3 separate regions of the Homo sapiens genome follow, and regions 1 and 3 are each linked to region 2. Evidence: chromatin contacts called from ENCODE Hi-C or POLR2A ChIA-PET data. All regions are on one chromosome and are shown on one strand. Each heading gives the region's core, a stretch centred on a gene start or an enhancer-like site at or near the end of the contact. The rest is flanking DNA. Distances are from core to core; before and after follow the strand shown.

What was found. A loop is a pair of places that touch in the nucleus more often than their neighbours do. ChIA-PET counts read pairs that join two places held with the same protein, here RNA polymerase II (POLR2A). Pooled maps may share reads with other maps.
Region 1: a map of CD8-positive, alpha-beta T cell shows a loop between it and region 2 (2.1-fold over the local background). The contact joins the enhancer-like site here to the promoter of IRS1 in region 2. A Hi-C loop is called at or near these places in 1 of 168 maps with a recorded cell type or tissue (CD8-positive, alpha-beta T cell). POLR2A ChIA-PET finds 5 or more read pairs at or near these places in 2 of 52 experiments (activated CD4-positive, alpha-beta T cell and activated T-cell).
Region 3: a loop to region 2 is called in a pooled map, with 2.7 times the contacts of the local background. The contact joins the enhancer-like site here to the promoter of IRS1 in region 2. A Hi-C loop is called at or near these places in 2 of 168 maps with a recorded cell type or tissue (CD8-positive, alpha-beta T cell and naive thymus-derived CD4-positive, alpha-beta T cell) and 3 of 50 pooled maps. POLR2A ChIA-PET finds 5 or more read pairs at or near these places in 1 of 52 experiments (activated T-cell).

The regions. Positions count from the first base shown.
Region 1 is chr2:225,024,530-225,027,886 of GRCh38, forward strand. All of the region lies in intron 1 of DOCK10 (dedicator of cytokinesis 10), which reads right to left. Among named protein-coding and RNA genes, the nearest start is that of MIR4439, 16 kb to the left of the region's middle. Within about 2 kb of position 1,847, at least 5 of the 41 ENCODE cell types and tissues checked have a DNase peak (open chromatin) inside an H3K27ac peak, as active enhancers do; they include CD8-positive, alpha-beta T cell, where a contact is called at or near this core.
Region 2 is chr2:226,798,072-226,801,638 of GRCh38, forward strand. IRS1 (insulin receptor substrate 1) reads right to left here and starts at 1,749. Exons shown (of 2, transcript NM_005544.3): 1 at 1-1,749. The coding sequence starts at 667. It also overlaps a transcript of RHBDD1 not described here. RefSeq lists silencers at 568-617, 1,608-2,027, 2,048-2,117, 3,078-3,287.
Region 3 is chr2:224,956,245-224,960,103 of GRCh38, forward strand. The region is part of intron 1 of DOCK10 (dedicator of cytokinesis 10); the gene reads right to left. Among named protein-coding and RNA genes, the nearest start is that of MIR4439, 52 kb to the right of the region's middle. RefSeq lists an enhancer at 1,504-1,893. Within about 2 kb of position 1,452, at least 6 of the 41 ENCODE cell types and tissues checked have a DNase peak (open chromatin) inside an H3K27ac peak, as active enhancers do; they include CD8-positive, alpha-beta T cell, where a contact is called at or near this core.

The DNA.
Region 1 (3,357 bases), core at 597-3,096, 1.8 Mb before region 2:
ACAATTGTTTTACAAATATGAATGCTTTTCAAAATAAGAAAAGAAAATCAGGCAAACATTGAGCACATTTTGATTCATGGCCAGGCATGGTGGCTCATGCCTATAATCCCAGCACTTTGGGAGGCCGAGGTGGGCGGATGCCAGGAGTTTGAGACCAGCCTGGCCAACATGGCAAAACCCCATTTCTACTAAAAATACAAAAAAAAAAAAATTTAGCCGGGCATAGTGGCACATGCCTGTAATCCCAGCTACTCAGGAGGCTGAGGCACAAGAATTGCTTTAACCAGGGAGGTGGAGGTTGCATGAGCTGAGATCACGCTACTGTGCTCCACTGTGAGCAACCAATGAAACTCTGTTTCAAAAAGAAAAAAAAGAAAAAGAAAAAAAAATCAAAAAAACATTTTGATTCATGGTTACCACAGGGAAGGGATGAACTTGGGAAAGGGAGAAGCTGACGGAGGTCTGCAAAGGTATTGGTCATGTGTATTTCATAAAATTAATTTTATTTGTATTCTTTAAGGAGTAAATAAACGTTCTAGGAACTCATTTATAGAAAAAGTAGAAAACAAGTATTTGCCACATTAAGCAGGTGCCCAGTGCAATGCAAGCTCTCTGGGCTTTGGTGGAGATCAGGGAAGGATTCTTGAGGAGATATCGAGTGAGAAGAATTCTGAGTAAGAATCGTGAAGGAGTCCTGTAGGCAGGAGAAAGACCAAATTAAAGGGCTGTGGCTTAAAGGAAGATGTTGCATAAGGGGTACTTGAAGGTGGTCCCTGGGCCTTTGACCCAGGCAGTAAGAGGACACTGGAGTTCGAAACTCCTAGATCCAAGGTGTTCCATGCTAGCAATGGGACATTTTAATATGTCTCCATATTTCCCTCAGCAAACTGGATAATTCAGAAAAAATCTAATGCACAATCTAATATGACTCACCACAACTAGAAAAAAATATTTAGAAATGGTAGAAATGTTCAACAGCTAAAAATTCCAATGAGAAATGATAGGTTGTGCATTTTAAAAAATAAAGAAATCATGGGCCTAGAATGCAATTTTCCTCACAATCACATTTCATGAAAGGCAATAATTAAAATGGTTAGTTTTAAAAAGTCCCTGAACCTGTTACATTTTCTCAGAAGCATTGGACCGAAATGCCTGGGCTCTTGTTTCCAAGGCTAGGTAATATTCAAAGCCCTTCAGTTAAAAAAAAAGGAGGATAATGCCATACTGCTCCCCTTTTACTACAATATTTGCAATGCATTACCCTTTCAAAATTGACAAGTTATGGTTAGAACATTTTTTAAAAACCATACATATGCATATACATCTATCCATCCATCTAACCAAGAATCATTTATGAAGCTATTATAAAACTCTCTGTCTGGAAGCAATGAGATAATAACTAAATAATTACAATAAAAATTAATTAAGGTATTCAAGAAGTGTTATGGAAATACAGAAGAGGAAGAGACTAAGTCTGCCTGTGGACTCAGAAGAGGGTAACAGAAGAGGGGCAAATTAGTTGGGTCTTGAAAGGCAAGCAGGAGCCGAACAAGAAGAGAAAAAAGGAAGTGTCCTCTGGGTAGCTGGTGGCACGGGCCTGAGTGGCATCCTTGGGTAATGCCCAGAAGCTTGAGTGGCTGAAGTGTGGCAAAGGTTGGAGGAAAGAGAATACTAGAAAGTGAAGCTAGATGCCAGAAAGGTAGGCTGAAACCAAGTGAGATGTAATCCTCTGAGGGCAATAATCAAGAACATTAGCAGCATTCTGGCAGGGCTATATCATGATCAAAGCTGTGTGTTCACAAGATGCAGGCAGAATGGAGGGTGGATAGTTGCCTGGGGAGAGACAGGAAGACAACTAGTGAGAAGGCTGGAAGGAAACCACAAGGACATTGCAAAACACTGTCTGGGGAAGAAATACTGAGTGACTTACATAAATCACTAAGGTCAGGGAGCTGTCTGAAATATTTAGGAGGTAGCCTTGCCAGTACTTGGAGCATGAACTGATGTGGAGTGGCCAGGGGTGGAAATAATTGAGCATGGTTTTAGTTTGAGATTTCCTGGATCCACTGAGGTATACAACTCAGGAAATAAGAAAAGCAGATTTATGAAGCAAGAAACTGTGTTAGATCTGGATCCTGTTGAGTTTGAAGTAATTGAGGAACTTCAGGACAGAGATATCAATGGGCAGAGCTCAGAGATGTGTGAAAGGGTGAAATCACCTAGGGGGGGTTTTGTGGGGAAGGCAGAGAGAAGGGGGTCTAAGATTAGATCCCTTGTACATCCTAACATTAAAAGCCCATTTTTCCTCAAATTGTTCCATGGATTGAAAATATATTGAATAATACTTGATCCACTCTTCTGTGACCAGATATATAGTGAATCTCTGTTTATTGATGAATCAAAGATGTCTTTTTGAATCAAATGCCTGTGTTAAATGGTTCAGACTATCTTTCAGAGTAGTGATGATTGAGTCCCCATACACAACTTATAGTCAGCTTGTCAGGCCCCGTACATAGAGCACGTGGTTCTTCCCACAGGCTCCTCAGTACACAGTACTAGGGAATATATGGAGAAAGAAGTACAGAGCCTTGTAGGTCTGAGATCCGTCATGGATGAAATGTATTCTCACCTAAACAAAATGATGAGGCCTGGTCAGAGACAAAGCCCTACACAGACCTCGCCTGCACACCCAGACCAGGCCCCACTAGTCACCTTTCGTGACAGTCTAGGGTCTACTGAATCACAGTGAGATCATTCTGAGATGTTCACGCCCAGGCACAGGAGCACAGAGGCAACTGGACAGCACTCTCCTTGGCCCGATGACCACTGTAATAATGAACACGGATGTAGCTTCAAAACTCTGAAGCATGTTATCACTTGATCCTTGAGATGGTTTGGATCTATGTCCCCACCCAATTCTCATATCAAATTGTAACCCCCAGTGTTGGAGGTGGGGCCTCGTGGGAAGTGATTGCATCATGGGATCGGTTTCTCATGGTTTAACACCATCCGCCCTGGTACTGTGGTCATGATAGTGAGTCTCACAGGGATATGGTTGTTTAAAAGTGTGTAGTGCCCCCTCCCTCTCTCTCCTTCTCCTGCTCCTGCCATGTAAGACGCCCCACTTCCCCTTTGCCTTCCTCCATGATTAAAAGCTCCCCAAGGTCTCCCCAGAAGCAGATGCCACCATGCTTCCTGTATAGCCTGTGGAACTGTATGTGAGCCAATTAAACCTCTTTTCTTTACAAAGTACCCAGTCTCAGGTATTTCTTTATAGCAGTGGGAGAACAGACTAACACAATCCTCATAAGAATTTTGTGTCTACTAATTTTACAAGGATAAAAGCTAAGGTCTATT
Region 2 (3,567 bases), core at 499-2,998:
TGAAGAAGAAGTTTTCCGAGTGGCCACAGCGCCTGATGTTCATCAGCTGCAGCACCACGGCCGCTGCCTCCGAGTTCAGCTTCACGAAGCTGATGGTCTTGCTGGTCAGGCAAAGGCGGTAGATACCAATCAGGTTCTTTGTCTGACCCAGGCCCTTGGGCTTCAGGATCACTTGCCAGACCTCTTTGAATGCGGGTCCTGGGGGCACGTCACCGTAGCTCAAGTCCTCCCCAGCCTCACCAAGGCCGGAGCTGCCGCTGCAGCTGCCCCCACCACCTCCCGCCCCGAGGGCCGCAGCTCCGTCGTGGTGGCCCTTAGCACGGTTGTGCAGCTGTAGGAGAGCCTGGTACCAGCTGTCTTGCTCGGCCTCGCTGTCCGCCGCGATGGCAAAGTGCTCGTCCCGGGTGTAGAGAGCCACCAGGTGCTTGTTCTTGGAGTCAGCCCGCTTGTTGATGTTGAAGCAGCTCTCAAGGGGGATCGAGCGTTTGGGGGCGCTCGACTTGTGCCGCCACTTCTTCTCGTTCTCGTAGTACTCGAGGCGCGCCGGGCCCCCAGCCTCGCTGGCCGCGCGCAGTACGAAGAAGCGTTTGTGCATGCTCTTGGGTTTGCGCAGGTAGCCCACCTTGCGCACGTCCGAGAAGCCATCGCTCTCCGGAGGGCTCGCCATGCTGCCACCGCCACCACCAACGCTGAGCAGAGGGAGGCTCCGAAAAACAACCGGGTGGGGGGCGGAGGCTCCTCGCCGCGGCCCGGCACATGCAAACAGGGCTGGAGGCAGCAGAAACCCCGACTCTGAAATCCACGCCGCCCCCCGCGCCGGGGAGGGGCAGCTGAAGGAGGACGCAGCTGCTGAGCCCAGGAGAGAGCCCGACCGGAGTTTTCGGGCGCTTCACGCCCGGCGGGGAGGCAGTGCGTCCGGGGTGAGGGCAGCCCCGATCCTCCGAGAGCCAAGTCTCCTCTCAGCCGCCGCCGCCACCAGGAAGGAGCGAAGATGCATCTCTCGTCGCCCCGGCTGGAGTCCGGCACAGGGAGGCGACAGTCGGGGGTCCCTGCGGTGCCCCTCCAGGAGCGCGCGCGCGCGCGCGCCTTCCCTCCTGAGTTCCCCTCTGGAAGCAGCGATTCCCGAGGCAAATTAAATATCCTTGGGCAGGGGGAGGCGGGTTGCCAAGTCCCAACGTTGCACGGGGTTCTCCCTCCTCCTTCGCCTCCTCCCACCCCCCAACCGTCCCAGCCGCCACCAGCCGCCCAAATACCAGCTCAGTCGCAGAGACCGCGGCGCTGCGGCTGTTGCTGTTGCTGCTGCTGCTGCTGCTGCTGCTGCCGCCGCCCGCGGGCGCGTCCTCTGCAGCCCCCATCCGGGCCCATCTCGGCGGGTGGAGAAAGTGGCTTTTCCATGCGAAACGATACCGGGCAGCCACTGCAGCTGGGGACCGGCCGGAGGGACAGACTCATCCCTGCCCCTCGCTCCAGGCGGCTGGGGAGGAGGGGAGGGGACAAGGGCGAGAGGGGATGGGGGAGGTTTGGGAAGGGTTCGGGGAAGACGCCTGTTCCTCGGGAGGCGCTGCCGCTGCAGTTACTTCTCCCCTCCTCCCTCCTCCTCCTCCTCCTCGGAGAGTTGCCGAGAGCCCCAACCAAAACAAGCGGCGGCGTCTGGCTCTGCGCGCCGGCCCCCTCCGACCGCGCCGCCGTCTCACTCGGAGGAGAAAAACACGTGACGGAGCCTCCGCGCTCGGCAGCCGGGCAGCCGCCGCCGGGAGGCTCCCGCCCGGGTCTCTACATTCCGGGCCGAGCCCGCCCCGCGCCCGCCCCTCTCCGCCCCCCAGCCGTGCTGCAGCGGCGCCCGCGCCGACCCCGGCGCAGCGCTAGGACAGCGCCCCTGCGCGGCCGCCAGCTCCGGCGCAGCGCCTCCCTACACGCGCGCCAACCGGGGCGCCCCCGGCCCGCAGGAATCCCCGCGGCGGGCGCAGGCGGGGGTGTTTGGGTGGCTACCCGAAAGCACGAGGGGAGTCTGGGAAAACGGGAGGGGGCGAGCTCGGGAAGACGCAGGAGTGAGGGTGGGGGGCCACGGGGGGGCACTGCGGCTACAGAGCCCCGAGTGGGAGGCCGGGGGGAGGCGGGGGCGCCGGAGCTGGGCTGCCTCTTACCTATCAGGTAAGACTGACCCACGGGAGGGAGGTTTCTAGTCAAGGCTGTTTCCCCCAGGAAATTTAAAAGCTAGATTTCGGCTTCAGGGCGATAGGCCATGGTGAGGGGATCTGTATTTTTTAAGGTTTTTCTAAAGGACTTCTGGGCCAGCCTTCCACCTTGGGATCCCCAGATTTGCTGCCGTGAGGTACCTGGAAGGAACAGAGGGACGCCCAAGGGCAGTGACTGGGGGCAGTTATGGTCACTACAAAAGGAGAACAGGGATCCCCAGGAAGTGTCTCACGTCCGGCGCTGTGGAATTAGTTGCTGATCAAGTAGGGAGAAAATGTAAATATCACCTTTTCTCCTGCTCCCCTTGCCCATCCGTGTGACGGGGGGACTCACACCTAAGGCTGAGGGCATGGGGGAGGGGAAATGAGAGGTCCCTTATCATATTCCGAAGTCTATCCGTGACTTTAAAAAGCTGTTAGGGACCTTCAGAGGGTTCATAAGGCCAAAACCCTACTGTGCAAATATTGGCTGAAATGTTTGTTTCACACACAGCTCCCACACCCATTGAACCACCCTATAAGTTTTTAACCTTGACCACAAGGATAACAGGGAGAAAACAAGGATGGTGCCAGCTCAACTGTACAGGAAAATGGTTACTTCATGAGTGGACCAGATCAGCAGCCTGGGTCTACTTGAAGCGCCCCTTTCAGGGTCACCTTGCGGTATCAGTCTCCCCACAAACAAACGCTCCCCAGAGTTTTTTTATTTTTTAAGCCGACCTATAAACAAGCAGTTTGTCCCTGCTTGCTCGCCTGGCACTAAGGACCCACAGAGATGTCACTCGGTTTAATGCTGTCTCATTTTGATGCCTGGCCCGTTTGGGGTTGCCGCCCCTTTACTACGCCGGGACCCTCCTCGGCCTCAGGCTCCCAGGCACTGCAGGATGCTGGCTGGGCACTCAGCAGTCGAGGCGCTGGGCATGCTCAGTGGCTGGGACCCGGCGGGCCGCGGGGGAGCGCGCCTCGGCCCAATGCGGCTGAGGGGCGGAGCGAGTTTCCCGGGGAGGCCTGCTGATTGGTGGGATGGCCTGTTTTTCAAGCCTTGCACTGCAGAGGGAAGGTGGGGGTAGAAGGGTTGAGGGTACCAAGGTAGGTTGCAAAGCGTAGTAAAAAAAGAAAAAGAAGATGATGATGATGAAGGAGAAAAAGAACCATAGGCGCCATTCAGGGGTGTGCGATACGTAAATTAGGGGGATTGGGCATCTGCAGAGGGGCTCCTCCCCACCCAAGCCTGGGAGCCTCTCGTTTCTCCTCTCCCCTTCCTGTTCCCGGTCGTCATGCAGCCTCATCTAAACCTGGTTAATCTATAATTTGAGTACACATGTTGAATTGAAAGCCCTCCCTTCTTTTCCTCTGACAGCTTGGTGATGTG
Region 3 (3,859 bases), core at 202-2,701, 1.8 Mb before region 2:
TAAGTTGTTTAAAATGTGGATTCCTTGACCCTAACCAGGAGCTCAGTAGCTCTCATTTGGGGGGTTTAGTAATCTGGCTTTATAAAGACCATCCATTGGCGGGCACGGTGGCTCATGCCTGTAATCCCAGAACTTTGGGAGGCCAAAGGTGGGTGGATCATTTGAAGTCAGGAGTTCGAGACCAGATTGGCCAACATGGTGAAACTCTGTCTCTACTAAAAATACAAAAATGAGCTGGGCATGGTGGCATGCACCTGTAATCCCAGGTACTCAGGAGCCTGAGGCAGGAGAATCACTTGAACCTCGGAGGTGGAGGTTGCAGTGAGCCGAGATTGCACCACTGCGCTCCAGCCTGGGCAACAGGGCGAGACGCTACCTCAGAAAAAAAAAAAAAAAAAAAAAAAAAGAGCATCGAAGTGATGCCTGTTAAAGACACTACACAGACCACACTTTGAGAAACAATGCCTCAGAAGCTGGTTCACCTAATAGTTTTCTTAGGCAGAAAATCATATAATAGTGCCCTCTGTGGCACTACCTCCCAACACAAACTATTTTTATACTGCACGGAGATCTCATTTATAAAATCAAATATTCTCTTTTCCTAATGTATACTCAGTCAGGTGGAATTAACTAACCAGCTGGATCACACCGCATGTTTAGGAAATGGAGGAGAAAACCCTGGAATAAAGCCAGCCTCTTCACTGGCCACGGCTGTGCTTGGAATTTGTAAACCTGGTCATGCTTGTCATGTCCCTCAGGTATTGTCTAAATCAGGGTTTCTTAAACTCAGCACTATTGACATCTTGGATCTGATCATTTGTTGTTTGTGTGTGGGGGTGTCCCTTGTATTGCAGGATGTTTTGTAGCATCCCTGGCTGGCCTCTACCCATGGATACCAGTAGCAAACTCCCCGCCCTCTGCTGTGCCCATCTGTGACAGCCACTGAGGTCCTCAGAAGTTGCCAAAACTTCTTGGGGGAGGGCAGGGAAAAATCTCTCCCCAACCCTAGGTCTAAATCTAGTATTTAGTTTTTACTTTCCGCCCCCCCCCGGCTTTGTTTTTCGGAGATGGGGTCTCACTCTGCCACCCAGGCTAAAGTGCAGCGGTGTGATCATAGCTCACTGCAACCTTGAACTCTTGGGCTCAAATGACTCTCTTGCCTCAGCCTGCTGAGTAGCTGGGATTACAAATGTGTATCATCACACCTTTTTTCATTTTAATTTTTTTTGAGGTGGGGTCTTGCTATGTTGCCCAATCTAGTCTAGAACTCCTGGTTTCAAGAGATCCTCTCACCTCAGCTTCCTGGTAGCTGAGATTACAGGTGTGAGCCACCAAATCCAGTATTTCCTTGATGATGGCTTCCAGAGCCAGGGATCTCCTGGCAGATGGTGGAGATTTCTCTTTGGACCAGAGTTAGTACCTCTTGAAAGCCGAGCTGACTTGCTTGGAAGAACCTCAGACCTACTGTCCTTCAAATCAGTGCCCTCTTTCACTTCTCTACATGTCTCAAAACACCACTATTCAAATTAGTGCATAAGCCTAGGTTTCTGTTTCTGTTCTGGGACGTCTCTATTAAAATGCAGCTTCACTTGCCTGGAAAAGCTACAAACCCATTATAATCTTCAATAACTTAGAATATTATCTCAGAAGAGGCAAACTGGTCACCTAGGCAAAGGCCCAAGGAATTGGGGATGAGGATACACGTTTCAAGCATGAAAGCATGTCATTGGGACTGTGGTGTTGGCCACTGTGGGTAAGACCACTGTGCTGGCCTTCACACTTACTTGCCAGGTACCTCTGGGTGACTTCCCTAACCTCTCTGGAAATGAGTCTCCTTATCTGCAAAATAAAGATAACCACAGTATCTACTTTATTAGATGTTGTGAGGCTTATTAATAGAATATTGGTGAAGTGCTTAGCGCCATGTGTGGAATATAATAAAATGCTCAGTGGATGTCAGTTGTAAGTTGGATTATAAAGTAATTGTGTTGAGGTCATCTTGAGCTGCGCTGCTACAGTGTATGGTTTATGAGTGCAGGATGATCCTAGCTGCTCATGCATTGAGCATTAGGAGGAGGAGCTCCGGGCACAAAAAGGGCACCAGCTCCGGGCACAAAAAGGGCACCTCGAAAGTGGCAGTGAAAGGAATAGGATGCTTCAGAAAGGAAGGGAGTAGCCAGAAGACCCCTTGGTTTGGATAAGGATAATTAGGTTAAACAGCCTCTCTTCCCCTGCACACTCACTCCTTCCACAACTGACCTCTTTGTGCTCATTGTGTCTTGCAACACTGGCTATTTCATTTTTAAATCCCCTCTGTGCACAACTACAAAAGGTTCCAATTATCCTATTTCTGTCATCTCCCTTTATCCCACAAAGAAGACTCAAATTCCAAGGAAGTTAAGAAAGCCAAGTTTTAACCAATATCATATGTTTAAAAAAAAAAAAGAACTTTTCATGGTTACTTTTCTGCCTAAGCGGGACTGTAAATTCCCAGAGCAATAAACAGTATCCTCTTTATGTTTCAACGGTGCGGGATCTCCTACTGGCATGTGGCAAATACCAACATTATAATTACCAATTTGATGTTGTGAACAGCAGAAAAGAGTATTGCACTTTGTTTTCTCCCCGTCTTCCTCTTTTTCCTTTGAATAAATTTCCAAGGCCACGGAAAGGTATTAAAGTACACTGACAAAGAGACATTTAATCTGACTTTGTTCTCTTTTGCAAGGGTATCATAGATTGGGAAGGAGATCCGCTACCTAGACTGCATCAAAAGATCTTTGGCAGCATTTAAAATTGGCATCCTTCTTGCTTTGGTTGGCATTAGGGAACATATTTTCAGGAACCAGTTCTGAATTTGTGTTGACTTCTTCTTTCTCACTGCCCATAACTACAGAGTGGAGACTGCCATGATAAGCCATTTCTTTTTTTCTTTTAGGCAGAGTGCATCTCACTGCATTCACAGTGAGGAGAGCATTGGATGGCATCAGGAAGCCTGTATTCAACATCTATCGCTGATAGGTTGAGTGACCTCAGGCAAAAACAGTAATCTTTCTGGACTTCTTGTTCTGAAGCTTTTTTTAAAAAAACTCTAAACTTCTATGTTTGTGTGTTTTTAAATAAAACAACTTGTATCAGCCATTTCCAGGTAAACCTACAACCGGACCCCAAAAAATAAGCCTTTATTATTTTCTTTTTTTTTTTTTTTTTACCTCAAGTACCACTTAGGCAAGAAAAATGATTTTTCAATCAGAGCTCCTCTTTCTCCACATTTAGTCCAGATGATGCACCCAAAAAGATGCTACTGTCTCTCATTCCCTGCTCTCAGCTGGATTCTACTTCAGAAGGAAACAGCTGTGCCTTCTCACTAGATGACATTGCCCTTGACATGATTTGTAAATAAAGCACTGGAAATAATTTTGGGGCTGTTTTCACACCCACTTAATTTATTGATAATATCTTGCTAAAATCTGAATATTCAGTTATGTATTTTTAACATCTCATTACTTTCGCCTTGAATACAGCTGCAAAACGGAAGCCGACACTGGGAAACCCTTCCTTTCCAACAGGCCTGATGTTCAGTTTTGTCCCCCTCTGCTCTTTGGGTTGACTTCAGTAGTCATTGCCAAGACTGAGTCTTTGTATAAAAGCCTGAGCTTTTCATCTGCTGGAGAAAAAGGCAGAGTCAATATGGGTGTGACATATACAGTCCTCCTTGTTGTGGAAATTGTACCTTGATTTTCCTATGGGGAACACCTCCTCTATCCCCTCACCTTCCAGAGCACATCAAACAAGGTGACCTGACCCACCTCCACCAATCAGATTGTTCCTTCTCTGAACTTGAACCTTGAGAGGAATG